2 separate regions of the Homo sapiens genome follow, and region 2 is linked to region 1. The links are chromatin loops, found by intact Hi-C in ENCODE. Cell type or tissue: Caco-2. All regions are shown on one strand. Each heading gives the region's core, and the rest is flanking DNA. Links, peaks and the distances in the headings are about the cores only.

Region 1 (10,474 bases), core at 4,279-6,778:
ATGTTTCTCAAAGAGCAAAGACAAACAGAAAGCAGAAGGCCTGAGGATCAGCATCACATAAACAACAAGCTGAGGAGCAGGGGATCCCCGAGAGAGTCAAGAAACTGAGGGAGGAAAGGTTTATGGGAAGGAAGAAGTGATGAATGGTGTGAAATGTCACCTAGTGGTCAAGCAAGAGGATCTGAAACATTTTCCTTTGTGTTTATGAATTTGAGAATTTGGATGACTTTATAGAGAAATTTAAATAGAAAGATAAATAGCAAATATAGAACTTCTCAGAGGCTCAAATGAGAAAAATTTAGAAGGAAAAGAATACATGTAAAGAGAGAGATTTGTTCTATAAACTTGAGATTGCTTTCTGAGAGGATTAGTTGCATCGTCTTTGTGTGTATATTGGCTGGGGAGGGTTTCGCTAAAAAACCAAAAACCTGCTAGACAAATTCTAAAAGAGCTGTAACACTACTTCATGTCTTTTTGTAATCTACTACTTTAAATTTTTAAAGAAAAATTGTAAGTAATTTTTACATAAGTTTTACTTTATTTTACATAATTAAAAAATACCATAGGCCAGGCACCATGGCTCACGCCTGTACGCCTGTAATCCCAGCACTTTGGGAGGCCGAGACGGGTAGATCAGCAGAGGTCAGGAGTTCAAAACCAGCCTGACCAACAAGGTGAAACCCCATCTCTATTAAAAATACAAACATTAGCCAGGTGTAGTGGCAGGGGCCTGTAGTCCCAGCTACTTGGGAGGCTGAGGCAGGAGAATTGCTTGAACCCGGGAGGTGGAGGTTGCAGTGAGCTGAGATCGCACCACTGCACTCCAGCCTGGGTGACAGAGGAATACTCCGTCTTAAAAATATAAAATACTATAAATAAGCCATCGTATTTTTATTCAACTTTAATGAGTTTATTTTTTAACAAGTTTTTTTCTTACACTGATACTGTTATCCAATTTAATGAAATATTTAATAAAATTTCAGTTTAACACATAACTCTGATTCAATGCTTATGATGATATTAATATAGTAAAAATCCTAAATAATAATGTGTTTTAGCTAGCCATACTTTTTATGTGTAGTGTACTCAGAGTTGCAGACATTGGCAGTTCCAGAAACTCATTTCAGTGTACCAGTTTTTCTTAACACAGATGAATAATAGAATTTCCCCCCTACTCACAACTCCAAAAGCTTTCTACTGTTTAATTCTATTCATGTGTTGTAATCTATAGTTATTCACTCGAATTCTGTTACTTTTGCCTTAAAAAGTGATAAAAAACATAATTCTAAAACATAACCTAGACCTTAAGTGCTGAAGAGTTTCTTGGCTTCCATTATATGCCTTACCTGTATTTCCATATATTAAATTATTTCACAAAGTCAAGGTCCATACATTCTCATGTTAACATCATTGATACATATGGTTTGGAAAAGAGAATACGAGAGGGAACAGCTAAGGTCATCTGTGAATTCATTCAATCTGTTTATGTCTGAGCCCATTGAGATTTATTGAGGAAAATAGTCATGCTCCTTGAAACTAAAGACTAATCTCTGGAGCAAAGAGCCCCAAGTGGTTTGATAGCAAGACTCACCCCTTATTCTCTCGATAGATGTTTGCACAGAATAACATGGGTGAGGAAGCGTAAAAATTGATGGTTTTGAGAAAAATGTACTTTTCTCATGAAAAGTTTTCAACATATTGTGACGTAGAAGGAAGTAGAACAGATAAAGAACTAGATATGTGTTGAGTGAGTACTAGATAGGGATATATGGACAAAATAGAATGCCAAGTATTTACATTTGGACAGTATTACGCTGTAAATAAATATATGCAAAATAAGTTATTATGCAAAATTAAAGATGACAGGTTTCATCAGATACCCAGATTTTAGGTTGAAGGTCATTGTTATCTCCCATTTTTCCAGAGTCACAGAGTGAATTCATCAAAGGGCATTGATTCTTGGGTGATTAGCACAGCCATGGAATTTTTCAAAGATGCTTTATATTAAATTTCTATATGATTTAGGCCACAATTTTGTTCATGTTACTTTCTTAAATTTTATATGCAATATAAATAATACTACCTGTTACTTAATTGTTACTGATGTTTGTCGTTATTTCATCTAACCTAAATATTTATATAAGTGAAAACGAGAAGCTCTATAATATGGGAATTGAATGAAGCCACTACATGGAGAATGATACGCATTCCTCAGAAACCATGTGTAATCAACGAATTTCCAAGTTCCTACAACTTAAGCTTCCTAGAATTTGACTCTGATCACATACTGAAATCCATAATCTTACTGCCACTTCTTTTTTCCCTTAGTTTAAGGAACCAGCATAAAAACACAATTCTATTGCCAATCAAATTTTGGTTTTCTGAAATCCTAGTATAAATAAGATTTTAAAATAAAGCAAAAACAAGAATAATGCATATGGCTTTGTACTTCTCTTCAACAGGCCTGGATTTCCTGAGAAACTTTATAATTTGTCTTCAAAATTTGGGCTCTGCTGCCTATTATAGACTGAAATCTATATACACAGAGTATACAGACTACTTCTTATTGTTGTATCTCCATTTAATAACAATAAATCATTTTGGAAGCTCAAAGTGTTGAGATTTGAGAGAGCTTAACTGTTCACTGAGTATAATGGCAAGATACAATGCTTGGAAAATCGTGTGTGTGTGTGTGTGTGTGTGTGTGTGTGTATTCATCACATACATCATAAGAAAATGAGTATTTAGGCCAGGCACGGTGGCTCGCGCCTGTAATCCCAGCACTTTGGGAGGCCAAGGTGGGCGGATCCCCTGGGGTCAAGAGATTGAGACCATCCTGGTCAACATGGTGAACCCCCATCTCTACTGAAAATACAAAAATTAGCCGGGTGTGGTGGCACACACCTGTAGTCCCAGCTACTCAGGAGGCTGAGGCAGGAGAATTGCTTGAACCTGGGAGGTGGAGGTTGCAGTGAGCCAAGATCATGCCACTGCACTCCAGCCTGGCCACAGGAGCAAGACTCCATCTCAAAAAAAAAAAAAAGTGTTTAAGTGGCATTATCATTAGTGTTCTAATTGCAACAGATTTCTAGCCTTTCAATATTACCTGCTAGCTTTTAGCTTTTGTTCTCTTTTAAGAAAATTCACAGTACAAGACCTGTGGAAAATTTAATTGATTCTCAAATACTCAGTTCTCTTATAATTTCCTGTTCATGTCATTCTCCTGAACATGGACAGTATACTAAGTATAAACAAGGTGATTTCTAAATTTGAAGTAAAGGGCATCACGAGATACTCTTTCACACTGAATGTGGGTATAGAAAACTGGTAGCTGATAAGAACACTGAAGAACTAGGAATTTATCTAGATCTTATTTTAACTGCAGATTCTGGTATAACTCCTCATGATGAGAAATATCTATTTTTACCAATTCCTCAAAATTTTTATCTTTATATTTCTATTCTCTGTATGTCTGAAATAATGGTTTTAAATGAGAAAAATAATTTTTAAAATTTAATCACTCATGTAAAAAGTAGTTTTTCTTGTCTTAGTGATATTCATTGATTTTCTAGATCCTCACTAACTTGCCCAGTAGTCATATGGGTCATTCAACAGATACACTCAACTGCCTTTATTTGAAAGGATCTATAAAAGGAACCCACTGCTCAGAGAAGTGCTCTCTGTATCCAACCTCGAAGTAACATTCCAAAAGAAACCACTGCACAGCATCAATGCTGCCTAGCTACAAAGAAAAGGATCAGGAACTAGGATTTCTACGCTTAAAAGAAACATATTAAGTTGTAGTTTAAGAAAATGTTTCTGCTGTTTTAGTTATGTAGCTATTCCTCTAGACTATCTTTTCATTAGATTTTAGTTTGTTGTTTAGCAGCTGTGTTCTTAGAAAGCTGATAATATGTTGAACATAGTTCAAATTTATTATATACAGCTCCAAAATTCATATTGAAAATTTTGGCCTTTTAAATAATACGATTCTCAAATAAGCTTTACTCATTGTGTTATACCAAATGTTGATACAAGTTATGTGTGTTTGTTGATACAATTATCAGATAATTCAAAACACAGCAATGTTTTTTATTTTTCAGGGAGTAACTTCTCAAGTATATTCCTTAAGTTGTTTAATATTGGAGGAAGAAAAATGAACCCTAAAATTTTCCTAATAGGCAGATTTTACCTTAAAGGTAATCTATTACTTAAAACAATGTGATCAAAAACAGTTGTGTTATTTGAAGTAAGAGTAAAGTTAATAGTGACAACATAATACTATTTTAATTGTAGTTGAGGGCTTTTTTTTGGTTTATTTTCAAAATATTTTCTCATAATGACTCTTCCAGGATATTTTAAGCTATTCCATATAAAAGCACAAATTTCTAGGATACAGTACCAGCTAGTTACTAATAAAGTTTGAATTGTCATCTTTATTTCCCATTGTAACATTCATAAAAATGGACATACATATGCAACATTATTAGAGTTCTACAAATTCAGTTTAGATTTAATTATCTAAAAGATATCAAAGGGATCATCACTAAGCAAATCACAAAGAAGCTGTAGAATCCAAACAAAGAAGAAATAAAATATTTCCACTACCTCTTGGAGAGATATGGTCTTCAGGGATGAAAAACTAACAGTAGCATCCTTTAAATTGGGATCTGGACAATAATTTTAAAACCTAGTAACAAAGCCTAGTAAATAAAAATTCCATCTAAATAATTACTGTATAAATTTTTTAAGACATAATTTAAAGATAATAATGATAAAATATAATACTTAACTGTGTATAAAATCCCAGATTTTTAAAATCAAAATGTAGAGTGAAGTGGCTGAGGCCAAATAAAATCATGCTTGATTCTTCCTTTTATTTAAATAAAATATAAATGGATAAGTTATTCTTTATGTTGTTAATTAGGGAAATCTATTTTTCTTAAAAAAATAAATCCAACCACTAAGCATGAAAAGACAAGAATATTTTCTGAATACTTACAGCAATAAAAACAAAAATAGCTTATAGAGAAAAAAGCCAAAACGCAGTAAAAATCAACAACTAAAACTCAGACAGAATGGTGGAAATGTCCATTACAATTATAAAATAAATGGATTAAATATATAAATATAAAAATATGTAGATTGTACACATATAAATATGTAGAAAAAACACATAAAATTTAGCTTTGATTAAAAATGAAATCTTGGTAGATTTTCACGGGAAAAATACAATTAAAAAGTTAAACATGAAAAATATATAGAAAAAAGCAAAAATTTGAGAGCTTTGTAAAAATACCTTTTCAAGGATAATTGTATTAATTTTTTGCTTTAATCTGAAAATTGTTAATGCAAAAATTAGGAGGGGTCTTTGGTGGAAATAATGATTTTTTTTCATTACAAGTGTTGTACTACAAAATGTAGTGTTATAGACCATATAGTCATAATTTTCTAGGCACATCTAAAACAATTTGTTTTAAAACCACACAACTAAATGGAAATTGAACAACCTGCTCTTGAATAAATACTGGGTAAATAACGAAATTAAGGCAGAAACAAATAAGCTCTTTGAAACCAATGAGAACAAAGACACAATGTACCAGAATCTCTGGGACACAGCTAACGTACTGTTTACAGGGAAATTTATAGCACTAAATGATCACCTGAGAAAGTGGGAAAGATCTAAAGTCAACACCCTAACATCACAAAATAACTAGATAAGCAAGAGCAAACAAATTCCAAAGCTAGCAGAAGACAGGAAATAACTAAGATCAGAGCAGAACTGAAAGAGACAGAGACTCTTTCAAAAAATCTTTCAAAAAAATCAATGAATCCAGGAGCTGGTTTTTTGAAAAGATTAACAAAATCGATAGACTGCTAGCCAGACTAAGAAAGAAGAAAAGAGAGAAGAAACAAATAGATACAGTAAAAAATGATAAAGGGGATATAACCACTGATCCCACAGAAATACAAACTACCATCACAGAATACTATAAACACCTCTGTGTAAGTAAACTAGAAAATCTAAAGGAAATGGATAAATTCCTGGATACATACACTCTCCCAAGAATAAACCAGGAAGAAGTCGAATCCCCAAATAGACCAATAACAAGTTCTGAAATTGAGGGAGTAATTAATAGCCTACCAACCAGAAAAAGCCCAGGACCAGACAGATTCATAGCCAATTCTACCAGAGGTACAAAGAGGAGCTGGTACCATTCTTCCTGAAACTATTCCAAACAATAGAAAAACAGGGACTCCTCCCAATTCATTTTATGAGGCCAGCATTATCCTGATACTAAGACCTGGCAGAAACACAACAAAAAAAGAAAATTTCAGGCCAATATCCCTGATGAACACTGATGCAAAAATCATCCTCAATAAAATACCAGCAAACCGAATCCAGCAGCACATCAAAAGGCTTATCCACCACAAATGAGTCAGCTTCATCCCTGGGATGCCAGGCTGGTTCAGCATACACAAATCAATAAATGTAACCCATCACATAAACAGAACCAATGACAAAAACCACATGATTATCTCAATAGATGCAGAAAAGGCCTTCAATAAAATTCAACACATCTTCATGCCAAAAACACTCAATAAACTAGGTATTGATGAAACGTATCTCAAAATGATAAGCTATTTATGACAAACCCACAGCCAATATCATACTGAATGGGCAAAAGCTGAAAGTATTCCCTTTGAAAACCAGCACAAGACAAGGATGCCCTCTCTTACCACTCCTATTCAACATAGTACTGGACATTCGGGTCAGGGCAATAAGGCAAGGCAAAGAAATAAAGGTATTCAAATAGGAAGAGAGGAAGTCAAATTGTCTCTGTTTGCAGATGACATGATTGCATATTTAAGAAACCCTATCGTCTCAGCCCAAAAACTGCTTAAGCTGATAAGCAACTTCAGCAAAATCTCAGGATAGAAAATCAATGTGCAAAAATCACAAGCATTTCTATACACCAATAACAGACAGAAAGCCAAATCATGAGTGAACTCCTATTCACAATTGCTACAAAGAGTATAAATACCTAGATATCCAACTTACAAGGGATGTGAAGGACCTCTTGAAGGAGAACTACAAACCACTGCTCAAGGAAACAAGAGAGGATACAAACAAATGGAAAAAAATTCCATGCTCATGGGTAGGAAGAATCAATATCGTGAAAATGGCCATACTGCTCAAAATAATTTATAGATTCAATGTAATTTCCATTAAGCTACCATTGACTTTCTTCACAGAATTAAAAAAAAAACTACTTTAAATTTCACATGGAACGGAAAAAGAGCCTGTATAGCCAACACAATCCTAAGCAAAAAGAACAAAGCTGGAGGCATCACGCTACCTGACTTCAAACTATACTGCAAGGCTACAGTAACCAAAACAGCATGGTACTGGTACCAAAACAGATATATAAACCAATGGAATAGAACAAAGGCCTCAGAAATAATGCCACACAGCTACAACCATCTGATCTTTGACAAACCTGACAAAAATAAGCCATGGGGAAAGGATTCCCTATTTAATAAATGATGTTGGGAAAATGGTGAGCCATATGCAGAAAACTGAAACTGGACCCCTTCCTTACACCTTATACAAAAACTAACTCAAGATGGATTAAAGACTTAAACATAAGGCCTAATACCATTAAAACCCAAGAAGAAAACTAGGCAATACCATTCAGGACATAGGCATGGGCAAAGACTTCATGACTAAAACACCAAAAGCAATGGCAACAAAAGCCAAAATAGACAAATAGGATCTAATTAAACTAAACAGCTTCTGCACAGCAAAAGAAACTATCATCAGCGTGAACAGGCATCCTACAGAATGGGAGAAAATTTTTGCAATCTATCCATCTGACAAAGGACTAATATCCAGAATCTACAAAAAACTTTAACAAATTTACAAGAATAAAACAAACAATCCCATCAAAAAGTGGGCAAAGGATATGAACAGACAGTTCTCAAAAGAAGACATTTATGTGGCCAATAAACATATGAAAAAAAGCTCATCACTGGTCATTAGAGAAATGCAAATCAAAACCAGAGTGAGATATCATCTCATGCCAGTTAGAATAGCAATCATTAAAAAGTCAGGAAACAACAGCTGCTGGAGAGGATGTGGAGAAACAGGAACACTTTTACACTGTTTTGGGGAGTGTAAATTAGTTCAACCATTGTAGAAGACAGTGTGGTGATTCCTCAAGGAACTAGAACCAGAAATATCATTTGATCCAGCAATCCCATTACTTGGTATATACCCAAAGGATTATAAATAATTCTACCATAAAGACACACGCACACGTATGTTTACTGTAGCACTATTCACAATAGCAAAGGCTTGGAACCAACCCAACTGCCCATCAATTATAGACTGGATAGAGAAAATGTGGCACATATACACCATGGAATACTATGCAGCCATAAAAAGGATGAGTTCATGTCTTTTGTAGGGACATGGATGAAGCTGTAAACCATCATTCTTAGCAAACTAAGAAAGGAACAGAAAACAAAACACTGCATATTCTCACTCATAAGTGGGAACTGAACAATGAGAACACATGGACACAGGCAGAGGAACATTACATACCAGGGCCTGTCGGGGTGTGGGGTCAAGGGGAGGGATAGCATTAGAAGAAATACCTAACGCAGATGACGGATTAATGGGTGCAGCAAATCACCATGGCACATGTCTATCTATGTAACAAACCTGCATATTCTGCACGTGTCTCCCAGAACTTAAAGTATAATTTTAAAAAAAGAAAAAGAATAATTTGTTTTAAAAGATCTCCTTTGCATTTAAGCATTCTTTTTCACTCTTTCTTCTTCTGTTTCCAAAATAACTTAAAAACATTCTGCCAAAAGAAAATAATCTTTAAAATAAATAACAATAATTGAGTCTAGGAATATGTCCTCAGTTATTGCAACCATTTTACTATGTGAAGGTCAAGAAATCTATCTAACATCCTGTTTATATCGAAGAGTTTATATATTTTTCTCATCAATCTTGTATTTCTATATCTTTCTTATGAAGCATGCAACTTGTATAGGCACATATAGACCATAATACAAAAAATAATATTTTCTATCTTTATCAAGGGAAATGAAATGTTCTCACTAATTACTTCCAGGACATAGCAATCTGACTGAGAATTGAAGATGGCCATGAACATAACTGGAAATTAAGCACATAAGGTCAGAGTTCAAAATTATCATACTACAGTAGAAAAAACAACAGACTACAACTTAGGAGAATTTAGGGAGGTTCTTTTAGGAGAATTTTGGGACAATTTGAGAGGTAAAATCCTTTTACCTCTCAACTTTCCCAGGTCTCGTATTCCAAAATTGCATGATACTATGTAACTCCAAGGTATTGAGCTTAGTCCAAACTTAAGGTTTTTCAGTGGGTGTCACCATAAGGAAATTGTATAAACTTTTGAAGGTATTCTGTCATGTAGTAATAAATATAGCTTAAGAAAGTGCTATAATCATTAATTTACATGGAATTAACAGTTAAAGTACATATTTGTTAATGTAGGGTGAAAAAACACATTATAATATCAATTGTAGTTGAGGTTCAAGGTTATTTTGTGAAAATAATAAAGAATAAAGAATTAAATAGAATAAAAAGTTATTACATATAATAAAGGCTAACAGGGAAAGAGATCTTACAATTGATAATAAAGAAATTAAACCTATTGTAAAAAGCACAGATTGGCAACCTATGGCCCAAAAACCAAATCTAGGCCACTTCCTGTTTTTGAAATAAAGTTTTATGCGAACATAAATACCTTCATTATATATTGTCTATGGCTGATTTTACCCTACAGAAATATAATTGAATAGTTGCCACAGATAATATATGGCCCACAATGCTTAAAATATTTATTATCTAGCCCTTTATTGAAAAAGTTTGTCAACATCTGGTAGAGGAATTTCAAGATGAAAATGCTAACTAATGCCATACTAAAAATACAACCCAAATTAACTAAACTTTAGTTTGGAAAGAGTCTTTGGACTTCATAAAAACTGAGTAAATAAAGCCCTTATGATGTAAAAGATACAAGCATCTTAACATAGTTTTAAAGATCACAAATTTGAATCCCTAATAATCAGTAAAAAAAAAAAAAGGGGGGGTTTTTTTTATAGAATTCACCATATTTCACATTTAGAACAAATTTTTATATCTCACTTGATTTTTATCATTAAAAGTCAATGTTTTACATCATTAATGGTATTCATAATTGAATACACATGGCACACACTTGGGACACTTCTGAAATGTTTCATAACCGTTGATTAAAATAAAAATGTATTCTTTGAATTACAAAGTCTTCACTGGCATTTCTTCTCCCATAGAAAACCCTTCCACTCAGACAGAGGCCTAGTATTTTCAGTGACGAGTCTGGCATACAGCATGTGCCCTATAAGTTAAATAAATAAATTTTTTTTGAAA
Region 2 (10,474 bases), core at 3,040-5,539, 75 kb before region 1:
TATTTTGATGTCCTTGTCTACTAATTATATCTATTTCTCGGATAGTGTGTTTTGATAGAATTTTCTCCTTATGATTACATTTTCCTTTTTTCTTTTCATGCCCGGATATTTTTATAGGATAGCAGAAATTGCAATTTTTATCTTGTTTGGTGCTGCATATTTTGTGTTATATGTTTGTATTTTATGTATTTTTTATATGAGATTTATCCGTTTGTCTGGAGGGAGCCCAGTGCTTGTTCCTTCTCCTTTTTTGCAGTGTTTTTTTCTCCTGTCCTCAATTTCCTCATATACGTGTGCTGATCAATCCTCAGCTGAAGACTGAGGGGAAACCTCTGCACATATTCAGAGTCTCTGTTGGAGCAGCCCTGTCTTCTCTGGGATTTTGCCCTATATACTACAGCTGTCTAAGAATCCCTAGACTCCAAGCTCTGTTGCCTCACCTCAGGGAACCAAGATCCTACCAAATTCCCACTTCCTATGAAGTAGCCTTGTTGTCTGAGGTATTACCCAGAGTTCTTTGTCTCATGACCAAGAAAAATAAGGAGCATGGACACCAAAGGTGAGGTTGGAGTGACAGTTTAATAAGCAAAAGAGGAATCACTCTATAGCAGAAAGGGAGCCCAAAAGAGGGTTGCCAGCTATAAGGCTGAGTTTAGGGACTTTATGGACTGGAATGGAGAGGAATAAGCTGACTGGTCTACAGGTCATTTTGGAGAAAGCACAAGTTAGAACGATGTATGATAGTGTAAAGAACCAATTGGAGGCAGAGGTGAAGTCTTGGCCTGGCACCTTGGCCCCGGACCAGTCAGGTATTGAAGTGATGACTCACCCTATGTAAATGAATACTTAGCCCACAGCCAATTATAGAAAGGTAGGCATATGTAAAATAGGTGAAAACTAAGAGACCAATAGGTGAAAAGTAAGAAACTAAGTCATGCCAAGGAGAGACAAATGTGTCCAAAAAGAGGTTGAATTTGTTCATCTCAGTTCACAGGGCAAGCATTTCTATTCAAGGACATGCGCTCTTTCTTTTCTGGGGCCTACTGCTTGATTTTCAGGCTGTTCTTTGTTTGAAGGAATTTTACCAATGACCCACCCTAACTGCCTGCCTGACTGCTTTCTTACTTTCTCCTTTTTCAGCTAGGCATGGCCTCTTTCCAGGCAGTAAACTGTGGTAATTATAGGCCTCAACTTTTTTATGTCTTGCCTCTCAGGAATAATTGTCCTTCATTGCTGGATGTCTAACATATTGAAAAACATTCTCATGTATTTTATGCCAAATGACAAATTTGTCCTCTGTAATTCTATATTGGCTGGAAATTTAAGTCCAGTGTGCTTTTCTTTTGATTTATCCTGTTTTAGGGTATATTGCTCTCTGTAATCAAACTTGATTTTTAAAAACAATTTACATTTTTTTCACCACTTCCTTTCTATTTCTACTCCTACCCATCTGTTATTAGTAGCTCCTCTACCTCTACCACTCCATTACCCATATACATGTTCTACCTTTTCTCTGTATCTCTTTTATCATCTTTCTGTACATATGTATTCTTTTCTTTTTAATCTCTTTAAACTTACTCCTGAAAATTTTCTTCTGACATGTCTTTCAGTGCCTAATTATTTTTCTAATATGTTATTGAACCCATATTTAGAGTTCTTACTTTGGTTTTATATTTCTCAGTTCTAGAATTTAGATTTATTTTGTTTGTCTAGTTTTCTGTTTTTAGGTTTCCAATTTTCTCTTATAAATCTCATTTTCTTTCCATCTCCTTGAACATAGTAAATGTACTTAATTTGAATTATGTGTGTCATACTTTCATTAGCTGTATTCCCTGAGCATTCATTTTTATTGTCTGTTGTTTCTCTTGGTTTATGTTTATGTTATTATATTCCTCATCTTCCACTTTCATTTTGAATGATAGATACTGAATACGAAAAAAAGTTTAGAAATAATTTTAAGCCTTGGATAGTGTTCTTCCTTCAGAGAGGAATTTATTTGCTTCTGCTAGGAGGCTATCAAGGTACCAGCAAGTCAAAATTATAGAGCTGGTATGTTTCCAAAGTCACTCTTACTCCCAAGGTATTATCTTTTGTGATATAACTACAGAGAACAGAGAAATACCAGGTGCCTCTTTCTCTATGTTCTGGAATCTAATATTTTTCCACTAGCACAGGATTGTCAAAATGATCACTCAACTCCTTAGCTTCTCATCCTCTTCTTGATTTAGCAAACAATATCTTGAAAAATGCAATGCCAGGTTGGGGCCTACCTTACTGCGATTCTGCCTTCTTTTGGATCCTGGCCTAAACATCCTTCATAGTCTTATTAGATGTCTAATATAAGTAGATATTTTTAATACTTTTTTCAGATTTATTAATTGTTTCAATGGAAGTGTTGGTCTGGATTGCCTTGCTTCTGATTACTAGAATATAAAATTCCATTGTTATTCTCACGTTTTTACATAAGTACATGCATTTGTTTGATAAAAGTAAAGTCAATCAAAATTAAATGCATTCGGAAATAAGTAAATTTTATTTGATCAGCAGTAAGAATCCACTATAAATTCTGGTTGAAGGTAGAGACATGAAGGCAATATTATTGGAGAAATGGATAGAATTAGAAATTTTTAAAATAATAATTGACTATAAATGTCCATAATTTCAAATGGGGCTAAATTTTCATAACTAATCATTATATTAGTAGATCTTTGTTTGACCTAATAGTAAAAATAAGTTAGTGTGCTAATTAATTGTTCACAGATTTTCTATTACAATGCTAGTAGCAGAGATTTTACTTTGAGCCAGAGTCAAATCCAATGTAGGGGTGGAAAGCTATTTGTGTGTATGTGTGAATGTGTTTGTTTGTGTGTGGTCAGTGTAAACTTAAAGAGATTTGGGTGAAATTAAGTTTGGGAGAATGATCAAAATTAGAAATATATGATATAAGAATTACTTAAAGTTTTATACTGGAAAAAATAAAGTGATTTACTACAAAAATTAATTAGGAAATATCTATGTGAGCTCACTATTTTAGTAAGAAATATATATTTCAGCACTGTCACCAAACAGACCCAGCAGGGAGTGAATACCATCAGTGAACATGGAGAAAAAATAAAATATTTATACCTAGTGCCGATATTTAGACTCTATTTCACTCTAAATTTAAACTTTTATGTGAAGAGTAACTGATTTCATGTCTTTGACCAGGAAAACATTAAAAATAAAAAGTGTATGAAATATTGCTAGAAAGCAAAGATGCTTTTAAAATGTCTGGGGGAGTATTGAAATTAAGGCATTTCCATAAGCTAAACTGTTACCAAGTGAGACTGAAAAAGAGACTAATAATCATGGCCAATAGGCATTAAAAGAATGAAATCATATCCTTTGCAGTAACAGAGATGGAGCTGGAGACCATTTTCCTAAGTGAACTAACTTAGAAACAGAAAATCAAATATCACATGTTCTCACATATAAGTGGGAGCTAAACAATGGATACATATGAACATAAAGATGGAAATAATAGATACTGGGGACTCCAAAAGTGGAGAGGGTGGGAGGGGGCTGAGGTTAAAAATTACCTATTGGGTACAATGTTCAATTAAAAAAAAACTATGTGAAAGAAATGGAGCTAAAAGTCCTATTGATATAGTAAGTGATGTATAATTTTTAGAAATGTTTTAACTCAATGTATGTTAGTTCTAATTTGAATTACCAGTTCATAATCAATATCAAAGAGTTAATAATCTAGATGCTATAACTTTCTGCTATCTGGTTACATTCTTTTTGTTAGATTACCTTTACCATGGAAAAGTATCAAAATAATATCATTACCTTTGTGAGTATCAGAATAATATATATTACTGTACAAAGAAAGTATAAGAATCAATATAGAATAAAACTCATGGAGTTTAAATTTTAAAATAGGTGCAGTTGGAACTCTTTTGTTGAGTTTGTGAGTGCTGAGCTTCTGTATTTTTTATCTTCCGTTTAAGAGGTTTGATGTATTTTTTAAAATACAATAATAAATTCATAATTTTATTTTAAATTAATAAGATCATTTAATTGATTAATCTTAGCATTTAAAAACATATTAATCAAAATGTAGGTCTCCTAAACTGAGCATGAATTAAAGCAGGAGAAAACCCCCCTTTGTATAAATATCCCTGAGACATTCAAGATATCTAGGAATTCTGAATTTTAACATGTCTGACCACGTCTGGCCAACTGTTAAAAGAGTCAAGAGAGGACCATGTGTAAAGGCTTTCTATAGGCAAAAAGAGGCAGGCCAAAATAACTTTCCCATTACAAAGCCTTCGTCATTACAAAGGTGGTAATAATTCTCACTACACCATGGTGGTTTTCAACAGCCTGGGCTAATAGCCACGTGTCTGAGTCCTTATGAAAGAAAGTGATATAAGTAAAAATAATAGGGCTGTGGCAGGCCAGGTCTCACTAACAGCTGAACAGGCAGGCCTCCATGACGACTTTTTTAGCACTGACTGAGTGGTTAAGTTAAACATTAAAAGCTGATAGGGCCAGTGCCCTTATACAAAGGCTGGAATGTAACAAAAGCCCACCAAGGGTTTTGCCAAGGCTTTTCCTGGGCCCTGAAGCGTGACAAGATAATGAGGGAATTCTTAACAGGACCCGTTTAAGATTAAACAAGTTTTATTGGGGGTCTGAAGAAACTCTGCAGACCTCCACAAACAAGTTTTATTGGGGAACTCCCCAAACCTCCATGATTTCGCAGGAGACAAGATAAGGGTAATCACCCCTATCACCTGGACCCATCAAGATTAAGTAAATTTACTGAGGCTCCAGAGCAAGGCCTTAAGGACTCAGACCTTAGTTATAGATTAGAAGAAGTTAATCATTTGTGTCTTTAGATGAATGCACACTTACACTTACAGGTAGACATGTAGCTTAGAAGGTATATAAGCGCTGGAAAACTTTGTAATATTGAGTTGGTCTGGTAATACTTTCTCGGCCTTCTCCTTGTACCCAGTAACAGAAATAAACTCTTCTTTCCCAGTTCATCTGCATCTCGTTATTGGGCCACAAGAATAAGCAGCCTGACCCTTGGTTTGGTCTGAGAACAGGGCCATAACGCAAGAGCACACAAGCAGCAACTCATGTCACATAGAATATACTACAAAGGTATATTCAACTCGCAACACATCAGTGAGTAGCTTTGATGCCATGAGGGCATTGGTGCCTCAGTGGTGATGCCTCAGGTTAGCTCCAGATGGAGCAATAAGTTGCTTAGCAGAAATCCTAGTGCCTAACAGAGTACTTGTAGGCCTGCCAAAACCAAGGTGGCTGAAAGAGTACCTGGAAGATCTGAAGACACAGCTGGGTAAGTGCAGTGGGATAGTTCATGGACAAATGACAAACATGCTCTAGAAACACTTGGGCTGAGCTTGTCAGGGATGAAGATCCTGCAAGATGCGATTTGGAAGAATGGCAGCAGTAACAATAAATGTCACTAATGTTAATGTGACCTAATATACATAAATGCTTTAATATCTGGATAACTTGTATTTCATACTTATTAAAATAAATTCTGAGGGTATAAAATTGTAACATCATTGTTCTAGGGGAAATTCTGGCTATGTTTAAAAATAAAGAATCTTTTAATAATTGAAATTTTAAAACTCTCAAGTATGAATATTTCTACTATGGTAATTTATAATACAAATATAGTTTTTAAATGTTGAAGCATTTGTTGAAATTCATTTTATTGCCATGACCAAACACAAATAAAAATAATTTCATTATAGTTTTATATAAATGAGCTTAGTGGGAATGCAAATTCTCATTAGCTGTGATGAAAAGACACCTATCCTATTAACAAAAGACCATCTTTGAAAATTTGTTAGCCTCTGCTACTTTTTAGACAGCATTCTATGTGCTCAGCTTAAAGCAGTGAACAAGACAGAGAATGTCTGTGCTTCCACAGAGACCTACAATGTCAGGGAGGGAGGGAGAAATATCCAAACAAGAAACAAAAAGGATAACGCATTGGTAGGTATTGTACCTCTACTTTCTTTGGGAGCAATTGTCATATATAAAAACTCTCAAGGACATTGGACATTGCCCCTTTATAATGGTGACCATATAACTTACTGCTTGAACCAGGGCACTTCAGAGAGTAAAAAGTAATGCTTAAAAAATTAAATAATTTGGCTGAGCATGGTGGCTCATGCCTGTAATCCCAGCACTTTGGGAGGCTGAGGTGAGTGGATCACTTGAGGTCAGGAGTTTGAGACCAGCCTGGCCAACATGGTGAAACTCCGTATTTACTAAAAATACAAAAATTAGCCTGGCATGGTGGCATGTTCCTGTAATCCCAACTACTCAGGAGGCTGAGGCAGGAGAATTACTTGAACCGGAAGGTGGAGGTTGCAGTGAGCCAAGATTGTGCCACTGCACTCCAGCGTAGACAACAGAGCAAGATACTGTCACAAAAAAATCAAACAAATGAAGTAATTTAATTTTTAAATATTTATTGACTGATAAATTAGTTTGATTATATTTATTGACCTGCAAAACACTTTTGCTAAAAAATTACATTCAAAAATAACTTTCTTAAAAATAATATACATCTGTACATATTAAAGCAAAATTTTAAAAAATCCCATTCATTATCTAAAATTAAACATAGACTAAGTAAATTACTTATTCTTGGTACATAATCAGTTTTTAAACTTTATTTTCTTCTAATACTTTGTCACTGATATTTTTCTGAAGCACTTAGATTTTTTTCAGCTGGTCTTATTTTTATTTTTCCAAATAACTCCAATAATTTTTAAAGTTATATTTTATACTTAGTAACTTTAAAACAGTTTATAATTCTTCTCTAAAGAAAATATTAATGGAGAAAATATTCTTTCTACATGTGAGGTACTTGGTAATCTCAAAAAATTTTTTTGATGGGCGATATTATCAATTTTTGTTCTTTTCATATTGAAATGTGTAAAATTTTAAACCCATGTATTTTTCCAGTTATTTTCTTCTTTTTTCTCCTTTAGAAGACCTTTCTTTGATAAATATTTTTAAGCTAAACTCATAAAATAAATCCTATTTATTAACTTTTTGAATAGTTTACATTTAGATACAAATTGTAGACCTTCTTAATTTAATTTTATCCTAGTATAGAGTGTAAATTTATCCAATTAAAAATAGCAGTTATGTCAAAAGATTCTTTCAAGTCAAAACATCACAATTACAGGATTTCCAGATTAAGTCTTGTGAACTGTTTGATCTTTCATTTTTCATTCTGTTCAGTTCCACACTTTATCTGGTAGAAATAATTTTAGTATTTTCTGGTTTGTAAGCTTTGACTTCCAAGTCTTGATATAAATTTAAAAAGTGGCTGAAGATTGACTAAAGGAGTCAATAAGAAATTTCCAGGTGTGATAGAATCATTCTATACCTCAGTGGTGTAATGGTTAAATAAATGAATGCTTTTAGGAAAACTCATCAAAATATACATTTAAGATCTTTATATTACACTGAATGTAGATCTTACTATGATAAAAAATCAACTGAAAAAATAAAAAACTCAGAGCTTATGTGAGAAAAGTTAAAAAACAAGATGAAATAAGCTATATAATCCAATATCATTTATATAAACTAAAAATATGTCCACACAAAATAACAATACATGTTTCATAAAACACATACGGGGTGAAAAAACATAACATTCAATGGTATAGAATGGTTGCTGTGGTTGGGTAGGGGAGAGGGGAGCAGGGGAAGGAGTGGTGCAGAGGAAAAGTGAGAATAAACAAGTAAAGTGGAATTTGCTTCCATGGACCTTTCACGTACGTATTCCTTTCAGATACAACTTTCTGACCTAAAATGCAACCTATGCATTTGACGAAGGTCTAATTTCCAGAATCGATAAGGAACTTAAACAAATTTACAAGCAAGAACCAAACAACTCCATTACAAAGTGGGCAAAGAACATGAACAGACACCTTTCAAAAGAAGACATACACATGGTCAATAAGCATATGTAAAAATGCTCAACATCACTACTCACTAGAGAAATGCAAGTCAAAACCACCATGAGATACCATCTCACACCAGTCAGAATGACTCTTATTAAAAAGGCAAAAAATAACAGATGCTGGTGAAGTTGCAGAGAAAAGGGATCACATATACTGCTGGTGGGAATGTAAAGTAGTTCAACCACTGTAGAAAGCAGTGTGTGGATTCTTCAAATAACTTAAAACAGAATTACCATTCAACCCAGACATCCCATAATTGGGCATATACCCAAAGAAATATAAATTATTCCACCGTAAAGACACATATGTGCATATATGTTCATCACAGCACTATTCACAACACCAAAAACATGAAATCAATCTAAATACCTATCAACAGTATACTGAATAAAGAAAATGCAGGCTGGGTGTGGTGGCTCATGCCTGTAATCCCAGTACTTTGGGAGGCCAAAGTGGGTGGATCACGAGGTCAGGAGATTGAGACCATCCTGGCTAACATGGTGAAACCCCATCTCTACTATAAATACAAAAAAAAAAAAAATTAGCCATGCATGGTGGTGGACACCTGTAGCCCCAGCTACTCAGGAGGCTGAGTCAGGAGAATGGTGTGAACCTGGGAGGTGGAGCTTGCAGTGAGCCAAGATCGTGCCACTGCACTCCAGCCTGAGCAATAGAGCGAAACTCTGTCTCAAAAAAAGAAAAAAAGTAAAATATGGTACATATACACCATGGAATGCTATGCAGCCATAAAAAAGCACAAGATCATGTCCTTTGCAGCAACATGGATGGTGCTGGAAGCCATTATCCTAAGCAAATTAATGCAGGAACATAAAACAAATACTGCATCTTCTCACTTGTAATTGGGAGCTAAACAATGAGAACATATGAACATAAAAAGAGCAACAACAGATACCAAGGCCTACTTGAGGGTGGAGGTGGAGGAGGGAGAGGAGCAGAAAAAATATGTACTATGCTTAGTACCTGGGTGACCAAATAATCTGTACAACAAACCCCAGTGACCTACATAACAAACCTTCACATATACCCGTAAATCTAAAATAAAAGTTTAAAAAATTAAAGAAAATATGTTATCAGAATTTTATGAACAGTCTTGTTAAAGGAAATTTTACATATTTACATTGTGAATTTGTTTCTTGGCTAATCCAGTCTACTTGAGAGTAAAATTTCATTAAACTTGGACAATGAAAATTCTTCTCCCTATAGTCAAAAGTAATAATCAATATAATTTGACTCTAAAAATTCTAAAATGCACATGACTAATTTTTTTTAGTATGAAGGAAGAATGAGGGGAAATAGGTCTGTGGCAAAACAAATTAACTCTGATTCTATTTTTCACACATTTTGAATAAGAGATTCACACCTGCCATTTATAGAAGTGTAATTTTCACAGTCCTGAGGGTGAGTATCCACCTTCTTTATGGAAAGTTAAGCTATACAGTTTTGCAAATAGAATATTGCATTTGATTTAAGATTGTTGATTTAAGGTAAATATTTGCACAAGCATCATAGTCCATTTGTTAAGAAAAAATGATAATTCCTTAGGGCCAAGCTCATTTTCAAGATAGTGTTTCAGATACACCCAATCAGAGAATTTGTTGGTTCCAAATTAGATAAGATTGTAGATTTTAATCTATGGAATCAGTATCTAAAGATTAAAAACATGACATCACAAGATGCGAGAATGTTAGAATGTATTATTGAACCAACAATGAACACCATTTGTAGGCTTTTGGCTGTAGTATGTGAGAAAAATTATGCATTCTGTCTTCCTGACATGCTCTCTTCAGGCTTCATAATGTTGTTTTGGTAGCAGTGTAAAGTATTCTTTATTATTTTGTAAATGTGTCCTCAAAATAACAGGTATTATTTTGGTATAATTCTAGTTAAGTAAAACTCTGGCAGAACTGTTAAGTTATAGAGTAAAAGACATTTCTACAGGTTGGTTAAACCCCTACTTATAGCTCCTATATATTACTCTTGTGAATGGCTGCTGATACCAAGCAAAGATTTTAAGGGTTATTAATTTAACTTCTTCTGATGTACTCAACAACACTTTCTAAAAATCACATGCAGTAATTTCCTCCTACTTACTTCAAGCATTAAGTGAACAGATTTGTATAATTTTGTATGCATAATTTTATTTTAATCTATAATGTAGGTGCCATCACTAAGTTCTGCTGAAGAATTGATTACTACAAATATTTTTGTTTTCTTTAATTTGGAATATATATATAAAATCTAGGAATACAAAATGCTGTATAATGGAATCCAAACTTTTCATTTTTTGTATTTATCCTTTAGAATAGTAAAAGTTCATGCATGCCTTTAGGACAATATTAGAGTAAGTTAGTAGAAAGAAATGTAGAATAATGCTATTAGGTTTTCTGTGTTTTTTCACTTTCCCATATAAAATGTGGTTTCCTAAGGTTAGATGGGAA

What was found. Hi-C counts contacts between places; a loop is a spot of excess contacts. Peaks named below come from ENCODE experiments on the same cell type or tissue, not always from the same donor. Only the 100,000 strongest peaks of a DNase experiment are listed, where the experiment ranks them.
Region 2: a loop joins it to region 1, with 9 times the contacts of the local background. A loop is called at or near these places in 1 of 110 quality-filtered maps.

Annotation. Positions count from the first base shown.
Region 1 is chr5:130,386,219-130,396,692 of GRCh38, forward strand. It overlaps the pseudogene RNU7-53P. Among named protein-coding and RNA genes, the nearest start is that of CHSY3-AS1, 490 kb to the left of the region's middle. In Caco-2, for the core only: no CTCF peak of the experiment used is centred there; no DNase peak of the experiment used is centred there.
Region 2 is chr5:130,312,719-130,323,192 of GRCh38, forward strand. No RefSeq gene overlaps it. Among named protein-coding and RNA genes, the nearest start is that of CHSY3-AS1, 410 kb to the left of the region's middle. In Caco-2, for the core only: no CTCF peak of the experiment used is centred there; a DNase peak (open chromatin) is centred at 4,593.